Linked DNA regions of Homo sapiens: regions 2, 3, 4 and 5 are each linked to region 1. Evidence: read pairs that join two places in POLR2A ChIA-PET (ENCODE). Cell type or tissue: MCF 10A. All regions are shown on one strand. Region 1 overlaps SIAH1 (siah E3 ubiquitin protein ligase 1). Region 2 overlaps N4BP1 (NEDD4 binding protein 1). Region 3 holds the start of LOC105371240 (a long non-coding RNA gene). Region 4 has its middle 110 kb from the start of N4BP1. Region 5 has its middle 83 kb from the start of N4BP1.

Region 1 (4,000 bases):
TTATACATTTATCAACAACAGTTCGGGCTCACATTACAATATATCTTTGCCATTTTCCAAACACTACAGAAAGCACATTTTAACTCCTATTCAAAGTGTGAAAAAGAAGCGAAATGTGAACGGTATTTCTTGGGAACGGAGGTATTACAGGACAGCAACTGCTAAAGCCTCTCAAAGCTCCAAGGGTGGAACCCAGCTCCATCTTGAAACAGAAAAGGAATCCCAACCACACAGGCGCCCTGCAGTAGGAACCAAGGACAGCCCTGCAGAAGTCATGACGTAACCTGAAGTTTGATTTAAACAGAAAAAAGAACAGCAGCCCAAATGAAACATGACTGAGAACCTCGGAAACGTCTCGATTCTGCTGCAGCCATTCCCTAAGCCAGGCAGGTTCCACTGACTAATAGCGTTCAAGTTTCACAGCCTCAGCAAACCATCCTCTTAATGTCAATACCTTTTCTCTTCCTTGTCCTGGCCGCTGGTAAACATGTGAACAAGACTCCCCTCCAGGAGTACAGAGAAGGTGGAGTAGCCTTTCCCGTCATGAGAAGTCAGGCCACGCATTGCGTTTCCCCCAAGAAGTAAAGGAACAGGCCCCTCCTGGGCTCTTTCTGCTCCTAAGCACAGAAGACCCAAATTCGCGTCTGAGGTCAGGATCCAAATACCATTTACTTCTCAGAAGCACCAGTTACAGAGGTGGAGAAAGGAAGCCTTTCCATCCCCAGGAGGCAACCACACCTCCCTGTGAGCTCAAATTCGACTGCATCTCCAAAAATGGGAGCCACAGCTGCGCTGTCCTCCAATGTGCCCTAAGCTTTCGTCTGTCTCCCAAGTTTGTTTTCTCCAGATTCACTGGGTAGGGTCCTGCCCAGCTCCAGTGGAGGCCACGGATGCAGGGGGCGACGCGCTGGCTGAGAAGGAAGTGCGCTCCCTGAGCCAGCTCAAGAGTTACTGCAGGAGCCTGCCTGCCGGGAGAGCCATTTGGAGCCTCGGCCGGGGCTGGGCCTGCGTTGGGAACGCCTACTCCAACCCGGGGCGCCAGGGCCAGTTCAGGGCGCGCGGCGCACAGGGCGATGCCCGTCTTGCTCGCGCAAGGGTGGGGCCGTGCCCGCAAGCCCCGCCCCCCAGCCAAAGGCCGGGGGCGTGGGGGAGCCCCCGCCACCCCGCCGTTGACCCCATCCCACCCCAGCGACATCGAACCTTCCTCAGCATTTCCACCAGTTTAAAATTAGGTGGAACCACGCTATTTTCGGTAGGTCAGAACAGTCGAATATCGGCAGTTTCTTATGGTTTCGATCTAAGAGCTACAGCGTATCTGGGAAATGCGTGGCCACACTGGCGCTACGCTCCAGGTTTATCGTGCGAACTCTAAATTTTTAGAGTGAAAACATTCTCCCTAATTCATTCAACGGCTATTTACCGGGCATCAACTACCATATTTCCTCAATTCTAGCTCACTTCATTTCTACTCCTATCAGCACTATATTTTAAACTCTCCTTACCCACTGTGAAAAGACTTTGCAGGAAAAGTAGTAAGCACACTTCTGCCACATTAAACTCCTACTTAAACCTCCTAAGAGATTATACTCTCTTCCCACTCTGGGAAAGCCATCTTAAATGGCCTCATTAAACGCAGAGTAGCTTGTTTTGTTTTTAAACAAGCACTACCCTTGCCCCAATAAAGTCCTGCGCCTCAGATTTGCATTGCATCAGCTAGTGCGTGCAGAGGTTTAACCTGTCATTACATCATGCTTAGGGCAGCCTCAAAATGCAGCAAGAGTTGGCAGTGAGGAGTGAACCCAATGCAAGGAATTGCAGATTACCCACTTTCAGCAGGAAATTTTAACTCTAACCACTTCCTCACTCTATTAAGTGTGTTCAATCACCTCAACCTCGTTTTACAATACAGGCTACACAAAACAGCATTAGGAAAAGAAATATAATTGAAAATAGACACAGTCAGCCCCACAACTACTTTTTTTCCTTTTTTTTGAGACAGGGTCTCACTCTGTTGCCCAGGTCTGAGTGCAGTGGCACAATCTCCACTCACCGCAGCCTCGGTCTTCTGGGCTCGAGCAATCCTCCCACCTCAATCTCCCCAGTAGCTAAGACCACAGGCTGGCACCACCACTCTCGTTAATTTTCTTTGTAAAGATAGGGAGTCCCCATGTTGCCCAGGCTGGTCTCGAACTCCTGGGCTAAAGCCATCAGCCTGCCTTGGCCTCCCAAAGTGCTGAGCCACTGTGCCCAGTCTATATTTTTATTTTCTAATATTTTTTCATTCGACAGGTCTTAAATTTCCCTAGAGAAGAAAATTTCATATAGAGAAACTCTTCCAAACAGAACCAAAATGTATACAACAAAAAGATGACTGATTATTTCTCAAGCAAAAGATATTTCACTGTTTACCAAACTCCAAAAGATCTGTACAGAGCCTTACAGCACACTCTGAAAACCACTGATCTATGGACAGGCCCCTCTACTTAATTAAGTCAGAAAAGTGGAAGCATTCTAGAGTCATCTACACTTGGATTCAGACCCCGGCTCCACCAGTTGTTGAGCTGTAAAACTGGACTGTTTCCAGCCTCAACTGGCTTTTGTCTAGATTGAGATGGGTAATTTATGTGTATCATGGATGGTACATATTCCAGAATATTTAAGTTTTCAGCTGAGACCTGATTTAATTGCCAAGTCATCAATTAGTCACAGACTCAGAATTTGTAGATTCCAAGAAACACACTCCAAAAGATGCCTTAACCTTGCAAAGGTGATCAAACATGTCTGCCAAGAATCAACCACCATTTAATTTTTAGCACAATAAACCTTAATTCTCAACTAGGTAGAATATTTACACTAGTTTTACAAAAAGCTGAAAAGTTCACAGAAGTACCTTAAGACAAGCCCATAGAATCCAAAACTGGCAAAAATCCAAAACTTAGCAAGAATGCACTATTACCTACACTTTCTAAAGCCTACGTCCCAAGCCCAGTTTGGTATATAGTTTAAGTAGATGTCAATCTAAACAAAAACATTTTAGAATCAGCCTTTAATGTTGTCTTAGTAATTTCAGAGCATTCAGCCATTGCTTTACCACCTTAGCATACTTAACAGTAGAAAGATAAACTTTTATTCTCAATTCCACGTGGTAATCTTTGTTTCCTTTTATAAATTACTTATAAAAGTTTAAAATGGAGAAATGTAGTCAGATATGGAAAAAAATCATAATATATTGTAAATGAAGTTACAAATAGAACACAGACGTGAGGGACGGGGTGAGAAACCAAGAGGGCTACAACATCAGACCAATGAATCAGTTACCTATATGAGGATACTGGTGATTTTTAGCTGTATTTTCTCCAAAGGGGACAATAAACTGCTTTATAAAGATTAGTCTGATTAACAACTGTGAAAACAGTCAAAATGAGCAAAAAGTAAAACATGTTTATTCTTAATTTAGTAAAAAACAACAACAACAAAAAACAGCTGGGCGTGGTGGCTCACGCCTGTAATCACAGCACTTTGGGAGGCCAAGGCAGGTGGATCACCTGAGGTCAGGAGTTCAAGACCATCCTGGCCAACATGGTGATACTTTGTCTCTACTAAGTAAATACAAAAATTAGCCGGGCATGGTGGCGTGTGCCTGTAATCCCAGCTACTTGGGAGGCTGAGGCAGAAGAATCACTTGAACCTGGGAGGCGGAGGCTGCAGTGAGCCAAGATCGACTTGAACCCAGGAGGCGGAGGCTGCAGTGAGCCAAGATCGTGCCACTGCATGCACTCCAGCCTGGGCGACAGAGCAAGATTCCATCTCAAAAAAAAAAGAAAGGGTAGGATGCAATTATCACTACCCCATCTCTAGTAAAACAAAAATTATTCTTAGAAACAATAAAATATAAAATAAAATTATAGGTATCAGATTACAAATTTGCTCTTTCCATTAGAAATCTTAATTAAATAAAACTCCTCCATTCAAAACACTTAAGGCTTTTCTTGTTCCCAGA
Region 2 (4,000 bases), 240 kb after region 1:
ACTTCTCACTCTTAGACATTGCCTCTCTAGCCCCTGTATTAATGCCAAATTGCATAAAAGTTACTCAACCCTTATTTTCAATTTCTGTACTCTTACTATTGAAAACCAGCAACAGACCACACTGAGCAGCCCCAGCCCAGAGGTGTAAACACTGAGGCATTTGTGGAAATGTAAATTTCTCATGTCCCCCTAACTCTTCCACGACTCTCCACTGACTACTTGCAGGTAAAATCCATGTTCTTCAGCAGGCCCCAAGCACTTTGTGATCCACTGGAGGAATCTGTGATGCAACTGCCCTCTTCCATGCCCCTGTGATTGCACACAGCTTCTTCCCTCTGCCAGGACCTCCCTGCTACCTAGGAAACCGGCTGGCAGAGCAACCCTTCCATTCCTGTGTTACAGAAACACCTTGCACACATTGCAGTTGTTGTATGTATCACACTTTACTGTATCTTCCCCATGTCTGTCTCCCCTAAGAGGCAACGTGATTCTTGAGGTCAAGGGGCAACCGTCAATACACTCCCTGGCACCAGAGAAGTCTTCCTTAAATGTTGATGAGCTGGTGGCCCCACCAGTCAATAGGTCAAACAACTTAACCATCCCTCCTGCCACCTGGCTTAAAACCGACCCCTAAATCCCTACATCCACCACACAGCTGCCCTGTCCCTGTAAAAACCTTACCACCCCCTACCCCCTCATGCCCAAGGCTAACTTGCAACAATGTTCATTTCACTGTTGGTCTTCTGTTTCAGGAAGATTCCATGCTTCTCAAAATCCTCACTGACTATTAAATAAGGTCCAATGACCTTAGCCTGGCATTTTGGTACCTCAGCCTTCATCTTTCCCAGGAGCACCTGGACACCTTTTACCATGACACTCCATGTTTTCTGGGCCTTTGCTCCACAACCACCTCTGTCTGGAAGGTCAGGTACCTGGGAATATTTGGCTCTTCAAAAGCCAGCTGAAGTACTGCTTTCTACGACAAATCTTCCCTTTAACAAAAGTGGTCACTGGTACAGAGTCAGTGCCTGTTTTTCAACCTGCATGCGCACTATCACTGTCTACTAGTAGTTTCCATTTCGCCCCTCTGCAGTCATTGGAGGCCCACCTAACTAAGCTCCACATTCTTCTCTACTCTAGCATTTGCAAAAGGCAGTGAATTCACATTTTAAAGGCAAAACACAAGCAAACCACTTGGTGGGACACAAGACAGTTCATCTTATCTTATTTTGAGCAGAGACACTATAGTTGAAAAACTCTTCTTTGCTCTAAATCTTCCTTCCTCTAAATCTGCTGCTCTTCCACAGCCTAACTTAAAATATTATAGATGTTGGATCAAATTTGCTTTCCTGTTCTTAGTTTTTAAAATCAAAATAATGGTTTTCTCCTCCTTCAAGAAAGTAAAACAAACTCCAAAACAAATTCAGAACAAAAAAGCCCTGATTGTGGCATTCAACTCTTACCTATGAGTCTCAAGGGGAGAAAAAAAAGAATTTCTTACAAGTGGGAGGGTTGACTTATGAGTAATACATATCACAAAGATCAACAAGCAGGAGCACATACTAGCAAGAAACTGTAAGACACACCTTTCCCAAACAGCTTGGCTAAACTGTGTGGCAAGGACAGCCAAGAAAACAGGCATTGGGCAGGTCTGGCAGGACCAGCAGGGCTCTTCTGCATAGCAAAGGAGTCATTCTCCATGCTTGCGATGAGTCTTGAGCAAAAGCAGAACCCAGAGGAGGCAGAACGCACAGCAAAGGCAGAGACTACTACAGTGGAGATTTAAGCTGAAAGGTGCTAAACCAGAACATTGGAAAAATAAAGTGGGGTTGGATTAATCGTTTTGTAAGTCAGAGGAGGAGTTTAGGCTGAATGAGACAGGTGACAGGAGGCTCTAGTAGGTTCCAGGGCAGGAGAATGACTTTTTGCAGGAGGATTACTCTAACACAAGTTGAACCAGGGAGGGAGGGAGCAATGAATGAGTAAAGGCAATGGAGCAAGGGAGGGGACACACAGGAATGAAAGTCTTAACCGCAGCAAAGGCAATAGAAAGGAAAGGAATGAATGCACGTAAGAGATTTTCAGAAGAAAAAGCAGGACTTAATCATGTCAAGCTTTTAAGCCCTGAGAAGTGCAGAAGATTGGATAGCTGGGGAGAATGGACGAAGGGGAATGCGCCTTAGACCAGCTGTCTGCAATCCAACTGACTAAAAAAGTTAAGCCCAGGAAAGCAAACTTGGTTCTATATCTACAATGCTGGCTTTCTGATTTGTTTTGTTTTGTTTTGTTGAGACGGAGTCTCGTGCTGTCGCCCAGGCTGGAGTGCAGTGGCGCGATCTCAGCTCACTGCAACCTGCCTTCCGGGTTCAAGCGATTATCCTGCCTCAGCCTCCCGAGTAGCTGGGCCTACAGGCGCGTACCACCACGCCGGGCTAATTTTTTGTATTTTTAGTAGAGATGCCACTGCACTCCAGTGTGGGTGACAGAGTGAGACCCTGTCTCAAACAGAAAAAAATAGGTAAATAAACATACATCCTTTCTTTCTGACATTCTCCGAGCGTTTTATTACTATTAATGGTTTTTTTCCGATTCTCAAGAACACGGTTTTCACCGTGTGACACAGGACAGTCTCAATCTCCTGATCTCGTGATCCTTCCACCTCGGCCTCCCAAAGTGCTAGGATTACAGGCGTGAGCCACCGCGCCCGGCCTACAATGTTTTAAGTTAAGCTTTGAAGAACTACACAGCTGAGTGCCCCGTCTCCTTTAAGGATGTGAAATGCAAACACTCACGATTTTTTGTTAAATCTAAGAACATCAGGAGATACGACTACTCAGATTCAAGGACACTGACATTACTTGACAAAGCAGGATGCAAAAAGAGGGCCCTTCCTGCCCACCCCGCAGACAGGGCTCATCATATGAGAGGCAAGTATCAAGAACGAAGGCTCTGGAAACAAACTCCCTAGGTCTGAATCCTGCTGCCCTACTTAGGAGATGGAAAAACCTAGAGAAACTTGGTTACCTAGGAGGAGCAACATACTGTGTTGCTTTTTGGTTTGGAAAGGGGGGGAAGTAGATAGAGGTGCTGAAGAGGTCTGAAATGCTGATTTAGGCAGAAGGTGAGTCACCACTTTGAGTTTCAGTTTCCCCAGCTGTTAATTAAAAAAAAAAAAAAAGGCGGGGTGGTGGTGGGGAGGATAAAATCTACCTTATTAGAAGCCATAAGGGCTGCACATTCCTTCTGAAGCAACCTGTGATGTTCTTAAGCGTTATGTAAATGTTAGTTGTAGGTAATATCAATACAAAGAATAACGCTATTTTTTGTTAACATATTAAATATCCGGCCGGGGTGGCTCCCGCGTGTAGTCCCAGCACTTTGGGTGACCGAGATGGGAGGATGACTTGAGTCCAAGAGTTCGAGACCTGCCCGGGCAACATAGTGAAATCCCCTACCAAAAAAAAAAAAAAAAATGAGCCGGGCGTGGTGGCGCGCTCCTATAGTACTAGCTACTCGGGAGGCTGAGGTGGGAGGATCACTTGAGCCCGGGAAGTCGAGGCTGCAGTGAACTGAGACCGCGCCACACTGCACTCCACTGTGGGTGACAGAGTGAGACCCTGTCTCAAATAGAAAAAAATAGGTAAACATAAATCCTTTCTTTCTGACATTCTCCGAGCGTTTTATTACTATTAATAGTTTTTTTCCGATTCTCAAGAGGAACTGAGATCCCAAAAAGGCTCAGAACTGCAGTAGTGGAGGCCCGGGACTGGGGGATAAAGGCTTAGGTGGTGGACGAGGCTGCGGGCCCAGCAACAGGCCTTGCGTACCATCCTGGGGGCCGGGGAACTGACAACAACAGGCGACATGCGCAGCGCACCCGATCCGTGCCACACGCTGTGCCTGCGCTTCATACACATCCCCCACTTTCATCCTCGCGACAGCCCTCTGAGGTAGGTACTTTCGTCAGCGCCACTTTACAAATGGGGAAACTGAGGCTCCG
Region 3 (4,000 bases), 260 kb after region 1:
CCAGACTGGGCACCACAGCAAGGCCCTATCTCTGTAAACCATAAAATAACTACCTGGGCATGGTGGTGGGTGCCTGTAGTCCCAGCTACTTGGGAGGCTGAGGTGGGAGGATCACTTGAGCCCAGGATTTCGAGGCTGCAGTGAGCCATGATCAGGCCACTGCATTCCAGCCTGGGCAACAGAGCAAGACCCTGTCTTTAAAAGAAAAAAAAAACCAACTGCATGCACTGAAAGACACGGTTGGCCAGGCAATTCCTCCCTCTAACAGCCCCAAGTCTCAGGCTGGAGAGGTGCTTGGAGACGACTCTTCACTACAAGGTCCTGTTTGACCCACCTTCTTTAATTTACAGAAGAGGAAGCCAAGAGCAAGAGGGGAAGTGCCTTGCCCACAGTCCCATGGTTATCTTTCCCTACAGCGTAACCCAGTGCAGACACCTCTTCAATCACAGGCTCACTGAAGCTGTGTCTGGGGAAGGGCCACTCCACCTCCTCTATCTTCCCTGCACTCACTTGTCTGGCCAGCTGCCCTGGGTCCTGCCTCCCTGCAGCTGCCTCCACAGCAGCAATGCACTGGGGCAGAGGGAGGAAGACCCCTCAAGAAGGTTGTGGGACAGGTGATTGGTCACCAGATATGGGAGGCCAGCCAGGTGACCTCTTGGGACTACCTGACCCTGTGATGCCATCAGCTTGGCATCAGACCTCAGGGGTGGGGTGGGCTCACAGGAAACTGGGCCTCTACCCTTCCCCTCCAGCTTACCAGTCAAAAATAACTTGCAGTTTCCGGAAGAACGTGCATCTTGCAAGAAGCCCTGGAATCTGCTGCCCGGCACAGAATGTCGGTCAGGGTTGAACCCCTCTCTCTCCGGCTTTGCTTGGCTTTCCTTTCACCACCTGTTACCTCATTTCATTCAGAATTCCTGTTGGTTTCTGCGCTGGAATCCCTGATTTTCCTCAAGTGTGGAAAACACAGCACTGATGAGATACCAGTTGCTTTTCAGCGGTAAACTGACAGACTTGTAAGAAATCATGACTGTTGTGTATTTATTTTTATAGTTCTCTTATGTTTTGGTGAGAAATACTGGGCTTCTAGTTAGTATAGCAATAAACTATTTCCCTTATATTTAGCTCTACTTATTTACTTTTTTTTTTTTAATACAGATAACTCTTGTTTGTTTATTTTAGAGACAGAGTCTTGCTCTGTCGCCCAGGCTGGAGTGCAATGGTATGATCTCGGCTCACTGCAGCCTTGAACTAACTCCTAAGCTCAAGCGATTCTCCTACCTCAGCCTCCTGAGTAGCTGGGACTACAGGTGTGCACCACTGCACCTGGCTAATTAAAAAAAAATGGGCATTTGATGTCGGTGCCTGCTTGGGTCTCTTCCAAGCATACTTTCCTTTCCTTTCTTTCCTGTTCTAAAGCCTTTTAAATAAACTTACACTCCTGCTCTGAATTTTTTCTTTTTTTTTTGAGAAATGAGGTCTTGCTATGTTGCCCAGGTTGCTCTCAAATTTCTGACCTCAAGAGATCCTCCAGCCTGGGCTTCCCAAACTGTTGGGATTGCAGGCATGAGCCACTGTACCTGGCCTACATTTAACTTTAAACAGTTGAGTTGAAGAAAAAAATAACTGAGTCATATTTCAGGTGACATGTAGGTACGTCCAAAATCATCAAGGGGATGTAAATGACTCAGAGTGGGAAATTCTCAGTTGGTGCCCCAGGACCGAGGACTCTGTCCCTGGGGTGGGGGTTGCTAGCAGCCGCAGGTCTTTGGGGAAGCCCGTGTAGGGTCTAAGACCACCGAGCTGGCGACCGAGTCCTGGCCCCTCCGCTCCTGGTGCTGCGCGGCCTTCCCTGCTCCCGGGCCAGGCTTCCCCATTTCTGCAAGGCGGAGGGTCCGCCCGCCCTTCCTGCGGAGACACTCGCTTTTTTTTTTTTAATTTTAATTTTAATTTTTATTTGACTTTAAGTTCTGGGATACATGTACAGAACGTGCAGGCTCGTTACATAGGTATACATGTGCCATGGTGGTTTGCTGCACCTATCAACCCGTCATCTAGGTTTTAAACCCCGCATGCATTAGGTACTTGTCCTAATGCTCCCCCTCCGCTTGCCCCCCACCCACCGATAGGACCCGGTGTGTGATGTTCCTCTCCCTGTGTCCAGGTGTGTTCCCATTGTTCAACTCCCACCCCTGGACACTCGCTTTTTCACCCTCCTGCCAGCTTTTCTGCTTAGACCTGGACACAGAGTGCAGCGGGAAACTTTCAGCTCTCACACATACCTATCAAGCATTTATTGAGCTCCTGTGAACACAGACACTCCTGCTCTCTCCAGGAAGCGCTCCCGGCTCAGGGCGCCTTGGGTCCGTGGCGCCACCTGCTGTTCTCGCGGCGCCAGCGCAGTCTGCGAGGCCGTCCCAGCTCTTTCCACCCGAGCGCGAGGTAGACGCCGGGGCCACCCGCAGCACGCAGAGCTTCTGGGAGCCGGTGGCAAGGCCGAATTGGGATGCAAACCAAATGGACGTGGGTGACTGGCAGAAAACGCCTCCCACAAATGGGAGGGATTTCGGAGGGAACCGAAAGAAAGTTGGTAAGCACCCACAGCCCCGAGCTTGGCTTTTGTTTTTTCTCTCTGACAAAAAAGCTTGGAAGGGCACTTCCAGGCAACCAGGGGCGACTGGGTCAGCTGCTACCCGCGCTGCTTCCTCGAATGTGGAGAGAGCAGCTGGGGAGGTGGGGGAGTGCATCAGAAGCTCAGTAAAATGCAACGGGGACTTTGCACCCTCTTTTTGCTGCTTCAAGTGGACAGAAGGTGATCAGATGTCAGAGCGGGGAGGGCGACTTCCTCCATCCCTACCCCCGCCCTCAGGTCACATGAGGGAAATTACTCCCCAAAGCTCTCTTTCTTAACACTGTCTGGTGATGACTCCAGAACTTCTCAGCATCTAGAACGACAACCTTAGCACGTCAGTCTGCCTGGGCCTGCCACCTCCGGAGGCCCAGAAGTGACACCGAAGGACACAGGGCATCTCCATCTAGCTGTTCTCAGCTTTGATGTGCCCGAATTAAAGGGGTAGGGTGGGCTGGGAGCGGTGGCTCACGCCTGTAATCCCCGCACTTTGGGAGGCCTTGGGCGGGGGGGGGGGGGGGCGCGGATCACGAGGTCAGGAGTTCGAGACCAGCCTGGCCAACATAGTGAAACCCCGTCTCTACTAAAAATACAAAAATTAGCAGGGCATGGTGGCGCGTGCCTGTAGTCCCAGCTACCCGGGAGACTGAGGAAAGAGAATCGCTTGAACCCGGGAGGCGGAGGTTGTGGTGAGCAGAGATCCGCCACTGCACTCCAGCCTGGGTGATAGAACGAGACTCGACCTCAAAAAAAAAAAAAAAAAAAAGAGGGGCAGGGTGTTAAAATACAGTAGCAGTAGCTTAGGTTCCATCCACCTCTATTAGATTCTGGCTCAGTGGGTTTGGGGTGGGACTCTTGGCATGGATATTTTTAACAGGAACCCCAGGTGTTCCTGGTGCTCCATAGGTTGAGAACTCCTGCCCTGGCTTCCAAGGCACGCGCTTTGTCCAACATTCTTCCAAGTGCAGTGCAAAATAAAGAGTCACTGTGAACTCGCAGCGCTCTTGGGCTAGATTATGTGCTCCTTGCTTTACAAGAATTCTCATTTAATGCTCCCGGGAATGCTTTGATGGACATCATTTTCATGTGCATTTTGAAGAACGGGGAAGCCTGGGTAACATGGCGAAACCTTGTCTCTACCAAAAGTACAAAAACTAGCCAGACATGGCGCATGCCTGTAGTCCCAGTTACTCGGGAGGCTGAGATGGGAAGATTGCTGGAGCCGGGGAGGTCAAGGCTGCAGTGACCCGAGATTGAGCCACTGCACTATTCAGCCTGGGCGACAGAGCAAGACCCTGTCTTGAAAAAAAAAAAAAAAAAAAAGAATGGGGAGACAAAGACTTAGAGAACTTACTTGACTTTTCCAATGCC
Region 4 (4,000 bases), 130 kb after region 1:
GCTCATCCAGCCGGACGAGGTGGACATTGTGGCCCAGCTCCAGCGACTGGAAGGGCTGAGGACCATTGGTGTCACCACCAATGGCATCAACCTGGCCCGGCTGCTGCCCCAGCTTCAGAGGGCTGGTCTCAGCGCCATCAACATCAGCCTGGACACACTGGTGCCTGCCAAGTTTGAGTTCATTGTCCGCAGGAAAGGCTTCCACAAGGTCATGGAGGGCATCCACAAGGCCAATGAGCCAGGCTACAACCCTGTGAAGGTGAACTGTGTGGTGACGCGAGGCCTTAACGAGGATGAACTCCTGGACTTTGCGGCCTTGATCAAGGGCCTCCCCCTGGACGTGGCCTTCATAGAGTACATGCCCTTTGATGGCAACAAGTGGAACTTCAAGAAGATGGTCGCTATAAGGAGATGCTAGAAACTGTATGGCAGCTGTGGCCAGAGTTGGAGAAGCTGTCAGAGCAGGAATCCAGGACAGCCAAGGCCTTTAAAATCCCTGGCTTCCAAGGCCAGATCAGCTTCATCATGTCCATGTCTGAGCATTTCTGTGGGACCTGCAACCACCTGCAAATCACAGCTGACGGGAACCTCAAGGTCTGCCTCTTTGGAAACTCTGAGGTATCTCTACGGGATCACTGTGATCTGGGGCCTCCAAGCAGGAGCTGCTGAGAATCATTGGCGCTGCCGTGGGCAGGAAGAAGCAGCAGCATGCAGGCATGTTCAGTATTTCCCAGATGAAGAACTGGCCCATGATCCTCATCGGTGGGTGACCCCCATCAAGACATTTTTGATGTTCCACGATTCCCCACCAGCCAATCCAAGCATTTCCTCCTGGGACCCCCTCCATGTTCAAGGTCTGAGATCCAGAATGAATTTCTCCAGTCAGATGGCCACTTTATGGAAAGGATACAGGGTACCCCAGACCCCTCTTCTAGCCCAGCAGCAGCTAGGTTCTGGCTCCTTTCAGAGACACTACACTTCCCATGCAGACTCAGATGCCAACTCAAAGTGCCTTAGCCCAGGTTCCTGGGCTCCTGCTGCCCCCTCAGGACACCAGCTAAACTCAGAACAACTAACTCATGTGGATTTGGAAGGACGGGAAGCTATGGTAGATGTGGGCAGGAAGCCAGACACAGAGTGGTTGGCTGTGGCCTCAGCCATGGTCATCCTGGGGCCTGTAGCCTTCAAGCTTGTCCAGCAGAACCAGCTCAAGAAAGGAGATGCCCTGGTGGTGGCCCAGCTGGCTGGAGTCCGGGCAGCCAAGGTGACCAGCCAGCTGATCCCTCTGTGCCACCACGTGGCCCTGAGCCACGTCCAGGTGCAGCTGGAGCTGGACAGCACATGCCATGCTGTGGAGATCTGGGCATCTTGCCAGGCTCGGGGCCCCCACCAGGGTGGAAATGGAGGCCCTGACCTCTGCTGCAGTGGCCGCCCTCACCCTGTGTGACATGTGCAAGGCTATCAGCAGGGACATCGTGTTGGAGGAGATCAAGCTCATTAGCAAGACTGGAGTTCAGTGGGGGGACTTCCATTGGGTTTAGCTTCTGCCCTTCTCACCCATGGCCCAGCCAGGTCTGAAGATGGGGTGCAATTTAAGCTGAGGGAAAGACATCAAGTTCCTTTCATCACAGTCACTGTTTACCTTGAGCAGTAAACCTGAAGTCAGCCTGCTCTACTACTAGGCCTGCTGCTAGATGATCTTTAATGACCAATGGGGCTTCCTTTCTATAGGGAGGATACCAGGAGGCCCTTAAGCCTTCCAGGACACTAAGTTCATGGGAGCCAGACTGCAACAAGCAATGCTAGATAACTGAGAAATCATGTTCTTTCTGGACTATTTCAGACAAACAGTCTCAGACAGTCCAGCCCAGAAATGTTCCTTCTCATTTTGGGTTTTCTCTTCTCCTACTTTCCTGGGGAGAGATTAAGGGCTCATTAAGCGGAGGAACCCACTTTGAGGAGAGTAAAGCCCAAGCTTGCCTGAAGAATGCATCTCCCCAGCAGCTCTGCCTCCCTAAGTCTGTGAAGCCACAGCCCTGCCCTGTCCTGACTTTATCTCCCTTCTGCCCAAGTCTATGTCCCATCAAACTTGCAGCTTTTCAGCTTAACAGTTGCCTGGTCCTGCTGGCCCCCTTTTCTCAGGCCCCCCTCCTCTGAAACGGGATGTGAACACGTGGGCCACAGCCCTAAGGACTCCTGACAGACCACATAGCCCACAACTGGCCCTGCTCATGGCTGTTCCACCCACCCCTCTTTATTCTGGAGCATATCAGGGAAAGAAGAGTTGACGATAGATTGCCTTCACCCTCACAGTGCACAAATAAAGCTACGATGCCAACTTTGCATATGCAATAAATAAATAAATAAATAAAGTAAGTAAGTAAATAGATGAGTAGTTGCCTGGGGTTGGGGGAGGGGCAATGGGGAATGATTGCCTAATGGATATCGGGTTTCCTTTTGGCATGATGAAAACATCCTAAAACTAGATAGTGGTGATAGTTGCACAACTTTATGAATATACAAAACCCCACTGAATTGCACTCTTTAAAAGGATGAATTTAATGGTATGTGAATTATACCTCATAAATAAAAATTAAAAAAAAACACAGAAACAGCTTTATAAGCTGAGTATTAGAGGCATGGAAGGATCCATCAAAAGGCAAAGTTGAAAGAGACTCCTTCTTAGGAGCAGGAAGAGGACTTGGGAGGGCAATTGTTTTTCATTATTAGTCCTTCTGGATCCTTTGAGACATACATATATATATATATTTTAAATGTATCTGTATTACTTTGGTAAAATTTTTAAAGAAAATTTAAAGGAAAAAAGTGACATAAGAATCTTTCTTTCTTTGTAGCCTTGGATAAGCTAGCAACTCATGTAAGCAAGAACTTTTCTCTCTTATTTCCAGGCAAGCTGCCAAATTAAATCCCTTTCTTTTCCTGCTGGCGTCTGCCAACGTGATGTCAGAGACTGAAAACTAGCTTCTAAGTAAATAGGAAAAAAGAAAAATAAAAAGCACATTCTTAACTAAAATCACACATTTATAATTCTTCAGGCTCATGACTAACACAATGTTTTTCATAACCCTGAAAAAGTGAGGAGCATGTCATAACTCACAAATAACCTCTAAAACCATTTAAGAGCTTTTTAGCAAGAGAAAGGAGAGTGTTAAACAGCAGTAAGCTGTCACATCAATCCAGATCTAAATTCCAAACCAGTAGGACAAATGTACACAGCCACGTGTACATGAACTCTGCAGATATCAAAATAGAAGTTTATGCTTTCAGCTGAGCAATCCATTTTCCTGGGGAGAACACTTTCTTCCTGCAAATGAGTATGAAAGGCCTCAAATTCAAGATTTCTGAGCAACTGCTCCTGAAGAATCCAGTTTCAACTCCTACAAAATGCAACTTAAAAACAAAATGTAGACATATTTTCTTTTCTTTCTCTTTTTCTGAGATGGAGTCTTGCTCTGTTGCCCAGGCTGGAGTGCAGTGATGTGATCTCGGCTCACTGAAACCTCCGCCTCCCAGGTTCAAGTGATTCTCCTGCCTCAGCCTCCCGAGTAGCTGGGATTACAGGCGCCCGCCACCACGCCCAGCTAATTTTTGTATTTTTAGTAGAGACGTGGTTTCACCATGTTGGTCAGGCTAGTCTCGAACTCCTGACCTCGCGATCCACCCGCCTCGGCCTCCCAAAGTGCTGGGATTACAAGCGTAAGCCACTGCGCCCGGCCCTTTCTTTCTTTCTCGATTTTCTTTTCTTTCTTTCTTTCGTTCTCTCCTCTCTGTCTTCTTCTTCTTCTTCTTTTTTTTTTCTGACAAGGTCTCACTCTGTCACCCAGGCTGGAGTGTAGTGGTACGATCTCGGCTCACTTTCAACTCTGCCTCCCAGGCTCCAGCGATCCTCCCAGGTAGCTGGGACTACAGGTGTGTGCCACAACACCCGGCTAATTTTTTTATTTTTATTTTTTTTGTAGAGGCGGGGATTTCCTCATGT
Region 5 (4,000 bases), 160 kb after region 1:
TCTGCCCGGAATGCACCTTCCCAGAACTGGCTAACGCCAGCTCTGATGGCCCCAGCCAGGCCCCTAGGGAGTGAATGATCTTTCGGGTCATCCCAGCACCCAGCACCCAGCCTTCAAGTCTCTATCTGAGTCCTCAGATATCATGAAGTAGAGACAGGCCAGACTCAGTGTCCTTTTTACATTTCCGACCCACAGTAACGTGGAAGATAATAAACATTGTTGAAGCCACTGCTCTTGGGCGTAATTTGTTACACAGCAGTAGATGTGAGGGCCGACTCCCCACTCCTGCCCCTCCCTCTGTGAGATGCTCACAGCACCCTACTGGTTTCCTCTTTGCACTGACCACATTGTCACCATGCCTGTTTGCATGCATATTTGAGTGACGTCTCATTAGCTCCACGAGGGCAGGAACCTTGGCTGCTGTGCCCACTGTTTTGTCCCTAGCAGTGAGCACAGCATGGTGCCTGGCTCTGTGTTCAAAACATGAACCTTGAATGAATGAATGAATGAAGCTGGTAAGAGGCAGGAGCCTGTCTCAGTGACCTGGAGGTGGAATTTGAATCCTTCCTAGAACGTCCTGTCTCCTCCTTCTGGGAACCGGCAGGTGACAGTGAGTGAGGTGGTATAGGGGGCTGGAGGGGGAGAGAGTAGTAGGTGGCAGCCAAGGGTAGATCCCCACGGCCACCAGTGCAGGGAGGATTTCAGACTCTGATCCACTGGCAGCACTTCCTCCTCTTTGTCTCCTTTGGCCTCTTCTCATTGTTTTGGACACACCAGCTGCTTCCTGTGGCACACCTGGAGGATGGGCAGTGCTGTCCCTTGGCACCCTCCCACAGGCTGTGCTCTCACATCTTTCATGCCCACTCCCACAGGGCCCACATGTTTCTCCTCCAAGGAGACTCCCAGGTTACCCTGAGGCTCAGGCACCTGTTGGTTCCTGTTACTGCCCCAGGGCCCCTCATCAGCACTAGGGAAGCAGGCAGCGTGACGTCTTCAGGTCACTGGAAGTGAATATAAGTTGACTAAGACTCAAAACAACAAAATACGCAAACAACCCCCACCCCAAACTGCTTCCCTCTACCCATACCTTAGCAACCATCATCTGACAAGTAACAGACACGTTAGGTGACCCAGGAGGCACCTTTGCCGCCATCTCTCCTTGGAGGCGGTACCCTCCCAGGAGGCTCCCACCCAATTCCCTTGTCTTCTTGTCTCTGAGGCTTTTTCTGAGGTCAGGGGAGGGGGCGTCCTCCCCTCTACCCAGCATAACTTGGTTGGGTGCTGTGGCATGGACCTTGCTTGGGGTAAGGGAGTGCCCTGTGCCCTCCTGCCATCCCTAGTTCCAGGTTTCCTTTATTCTAATTTTCTAGCTTGATGAAAACGTTGGCATGTTTATAGGACCACGAATAAAATGCAGTGAAATTTACCTTTTGCATTCCCTGAAACAGTCAGCCTGTTTCCTGAAACAAGTTTCCTTGACCTTTGGACATTCCAGGAGTCACATTTCCCACCCCACGCTGCCCCCACCCACTGGCTAGCTGATCCTTCCACTGTGCTGGGCTAAGGCTATGCTTACGTTGACATCACTGAAACCCTACGTGCCAAGCTGTGCATAGAGGAAGGCAAAGTGTTCTAGGAAGCAACGGAATACAGGTGGTCCCTGGCGGCTCGGTCTGCAGGTGAAAAAATGCAGGTGGGGGTTGTTTTTTAGGGCTGTGTAGGGACTGATCTGGGAATCAGCCAAGGGAGCATAAAACCTGACACCACCTCCCATAATCTGGGTGCCCAGCACCCTCCATTTAACTCTGGCTTGGTGGAACCCCCTTGCACTTCCCTCCACAAGTGCCACTTGGGTCACAAGCCGCCATTCTGTTCATTCACCTGACAGTGCGCCCTTCTCCTGGTCCCTGCACCTCTGACACACACAGATGATGGTGAGTTGACTCCACCTGGTGGCTCCTTGGCCCAGGTTATCAGTGATGACTCAAGGCTGAGCTGCCTATTTCCTGGGAGGCGCTTCTTAGAAAGGAATAGGCCCTGTCACTTCCCAGGTAGCTTTCAGCAGCCCCTACCACCTCTCCCACCTACCTTCGACAGAGTTGCTTGCCAGCCTTCTCAGCTGGGGCTTCCTGGCAACTACACCTTGCCAGGGCTTGCAGCCCAGCAGCATGGCAGGGGCTAATGGCCACAGGGTTGTCATGGGAAGCACCAGAGGGCCACAGGATCCCTAGCCTGGGCCTGTCTCTAGGTAACCTCAGAATGCAGGCATGGAAGAGGATCAACCCCTTGTCGGGCAGCAGAGGAGACTGAGGCAAAGAGAAGAAACCTTTCTGATGTGCTCCTCCTCACTGGACCTTTCTTGTCCAGCTTCCCTTCCATGGCCCACACCAGGAGGCAGCAACTGGCTGGCTGTGCACAAGGATGGAAATGGATTACACCAGGGTGTGCACTGACCCAGGGACCATGCGTCCAAATGCTGGTAAGCCACCTATGAAGGATGCCCATGGGGTGGCATCAACTAAGCCAACCAGATTGGGACCAGACTAAAGAATATATGGGGACTAGGGGCTAGAAGCGAGAGGAGACAAGAGGGACCAGAGAGCCTGGAGCCAAGGCTGTTGCTGCCCCCAAACCACCTCAGGCACTGTGGACTGCCAAGTCCTGATGGGCCCCCAAACCACCTCAGGCACTGTAGACCCCAAGCCCTTACGGGCCCCCAAACCACCTCAGGCACTGTGGACCCCAAGTCCTTATGGGCCCCCAAACCACCTCAGGCACTGTAGACCCCAAGTCCTGATGGGCCTCAACCAGGCTCTCCCTGCGTCACTCTCACCCTCATCAGGGCTCCTATGTTGGCTACCCCCTGTCCAAATATATCTACCCACATTCGGTGTTTTCATTTTTTTTTCTGTAAGCTTTATAGTTTTACATTTAGACATGATCCACTTTTTTTTGTTTATTTGACACAGAGCCTTGCTCTGTCACCTAGGCTGGAGTGGATCTTTGCTCACTGCAACCTCCACCTCCTGGGTTCAGGTGATTCTTGTGCCTCAGCCTCCTGAGTAGCTGGGATTACAGACAGCTGGGTGGCTGTACTACCATGCCCAGCTAATTTTTGTATTTTTAGTAGAGATGGGGTTTTGCCATGTTGGCCAGGCTGGTCTTAAACTGCTGGCCTCATGTAATCCGCCACCTTGGCCTCCCAAAGTGCTGGGATTACAGGCGTGAGCCACTGCACCTGGCCATTATCCATTTCTATTTAATTTTTGTATATGATATGAATATAGGTGGAGGTTCATTTTTGGTTTATGGATTATATTAGTTTTCTGTGCTGCATAAGGACCACAAACTTAGCAGCTTAAAGCAATACACATTTATTTTATCACAGCTTCTGTGGGGCCAGGAGTCTCTGCACAGTTTGGCTGCATCCTCTTCTTAGAATCTCCCCAGGCTGCAATCAGGGTGTCCCTGGGCTTTGTTCTCATCTGGAGGCTTGACTGGGGAGAATCTGTTCTAAGCTCATTCAGATTGTTGGTGGGATTCATTTCCTTGCAGCTGGAGTACTGAGGGCTCCAGCTCCCTGCTGGTCACTCACAGCTCCTAGAGGTCTCCTACAAGTCCCTGTCACATGGACTTCCCAAACACAACTGCTTACTTAATCAAGCCAGCAAGGAGAGTCTGGAGTAGTCAGCTAGCAAGATGGAATCTTATATAATGTAACATAATCATGAAAATGACCTCCTGTAGCTTGTCAGGCTCTATTGATTAGAAGCAAATCACAGGTCCCACCCATACTCAAGGGGAGGGGTTCCACTAAGGTGTGAACACCAAAAGGCAAGGGACCCTGGGAGCCATCTAAAAGTGAGCCTGCCCACCATGTGGACACATTATTTGCTAAAAAGAATATCCGTTCTCCATTGAATTGTCATCACAGTGGGATTTCTTTGTTTGTTTTTGTTTTTTGAGACAGAGTCTCGCTCTGTGTCACCCAGGCTGGAGT

The links. Peaks named below come from ENCODE experiments on the same cell type or tissue, not always from the same donor. Only the 100,000 strongest peaks of a DNase experiment are listed, where the experiment ranks them.
Region 2: POLR2A ChIA-PET joins it to region 1 with 15 read pairs; 20 of 35 experiments call an interaction of 5 or more read pairs at or near these places.
Region 3: POLR2A ChIA-PET joins it to region 1 with 10 read pairs; 27 of 35 experiments call an interaction of 5 or more read pairs at or near these places.
Region 4: POLR2A ChIA-PET joins it to region 1 with 24 read pairs; 10 of 35 experiments call an interaction of 5 or more read pairs at or near these places.
Region 5: POLR2A ChIA-PET joins it to region 1 with 15 read pairs; 13 of 35 experiments call an interaction of 5 or more read pairs at or near these places.

What each region holds. Positions count from the first base shown.
Region 1 is chr16:48,364,933-48,368,932 of GRCh38, forward strand. All of the region lies in intron 1 of SIAH1 (siah E3 ubiquitin protein ligase 1), which reads right to left. Among named protein-coding and RNA genes, the nearest start is that of SIAH1, 18 kb to the right of the region's middle. RefSeq lists an enhancer at 583-1,245 and a silencer at 953-1,382. In MCF 10A, no CTCF peak of the experiment used is centred here; DNase peaks (open chromatin) are centred at 1,039 and 1,729.
Region 2 is chr16:48,605,593-48,609,592 of GRCh38, forward strand. All of the region lies in intron 1 of N4BP1 (NEDD4 binding protein 1), which reads right to left. Among named protein-coding and RNA genes, the nearest start is that of N4BP1, 2.6 kb to the right of the region's middle. RefSeq lists an enhancer at 3,719-3,768. In MCF 10A, no CTCF peak of the experiment used is centred here; DNase peaks (open chromatin) are centred at 1,609 and 3,119.
Region 3 is chr16:48,621,014-48,625,013 of GRCh38, forward strand. LOC105371240 (a long non-coding RNA gene) reads left to right here and starts at 2,424. Exons shown (of 4, transcript NR_188470.1): 1 at 2,424-2,590. In MCF 10A, a CTCF peak has its summit at 2,380 (motif pointing left); a DNase peak (open chromatin) is centred at 2,438.
Region 4 is chr16:48,497,072-48,501,071 of GRCh38, forward strand. It overlaps the pseudogene MOCS1P1. Among named protein-coding and RNA genes, the nearest start is that of N4BP1, 110 kb to the right of the region's middle. In MCF 10A, no CTCF peak of the experiment used is centred here; DNase peaks (open chromatin) are centred at 2,420 and 2,930.
Region 5 is chr16:48,524,740-48,528,739 of GRCh38, forward strand. No RefSeq gene overlaps it. Among named protein-coding and RNA genes, the nearest start is that of N4BP1, 83 kb to the right of the region's middle. RefSeq lists a silencer at 3,427-3,603. In MCF 10A, a CTCF peak has its summit at 1,950 (motif pointing left); a DNase peak (open chromatin) is centred at 1,952.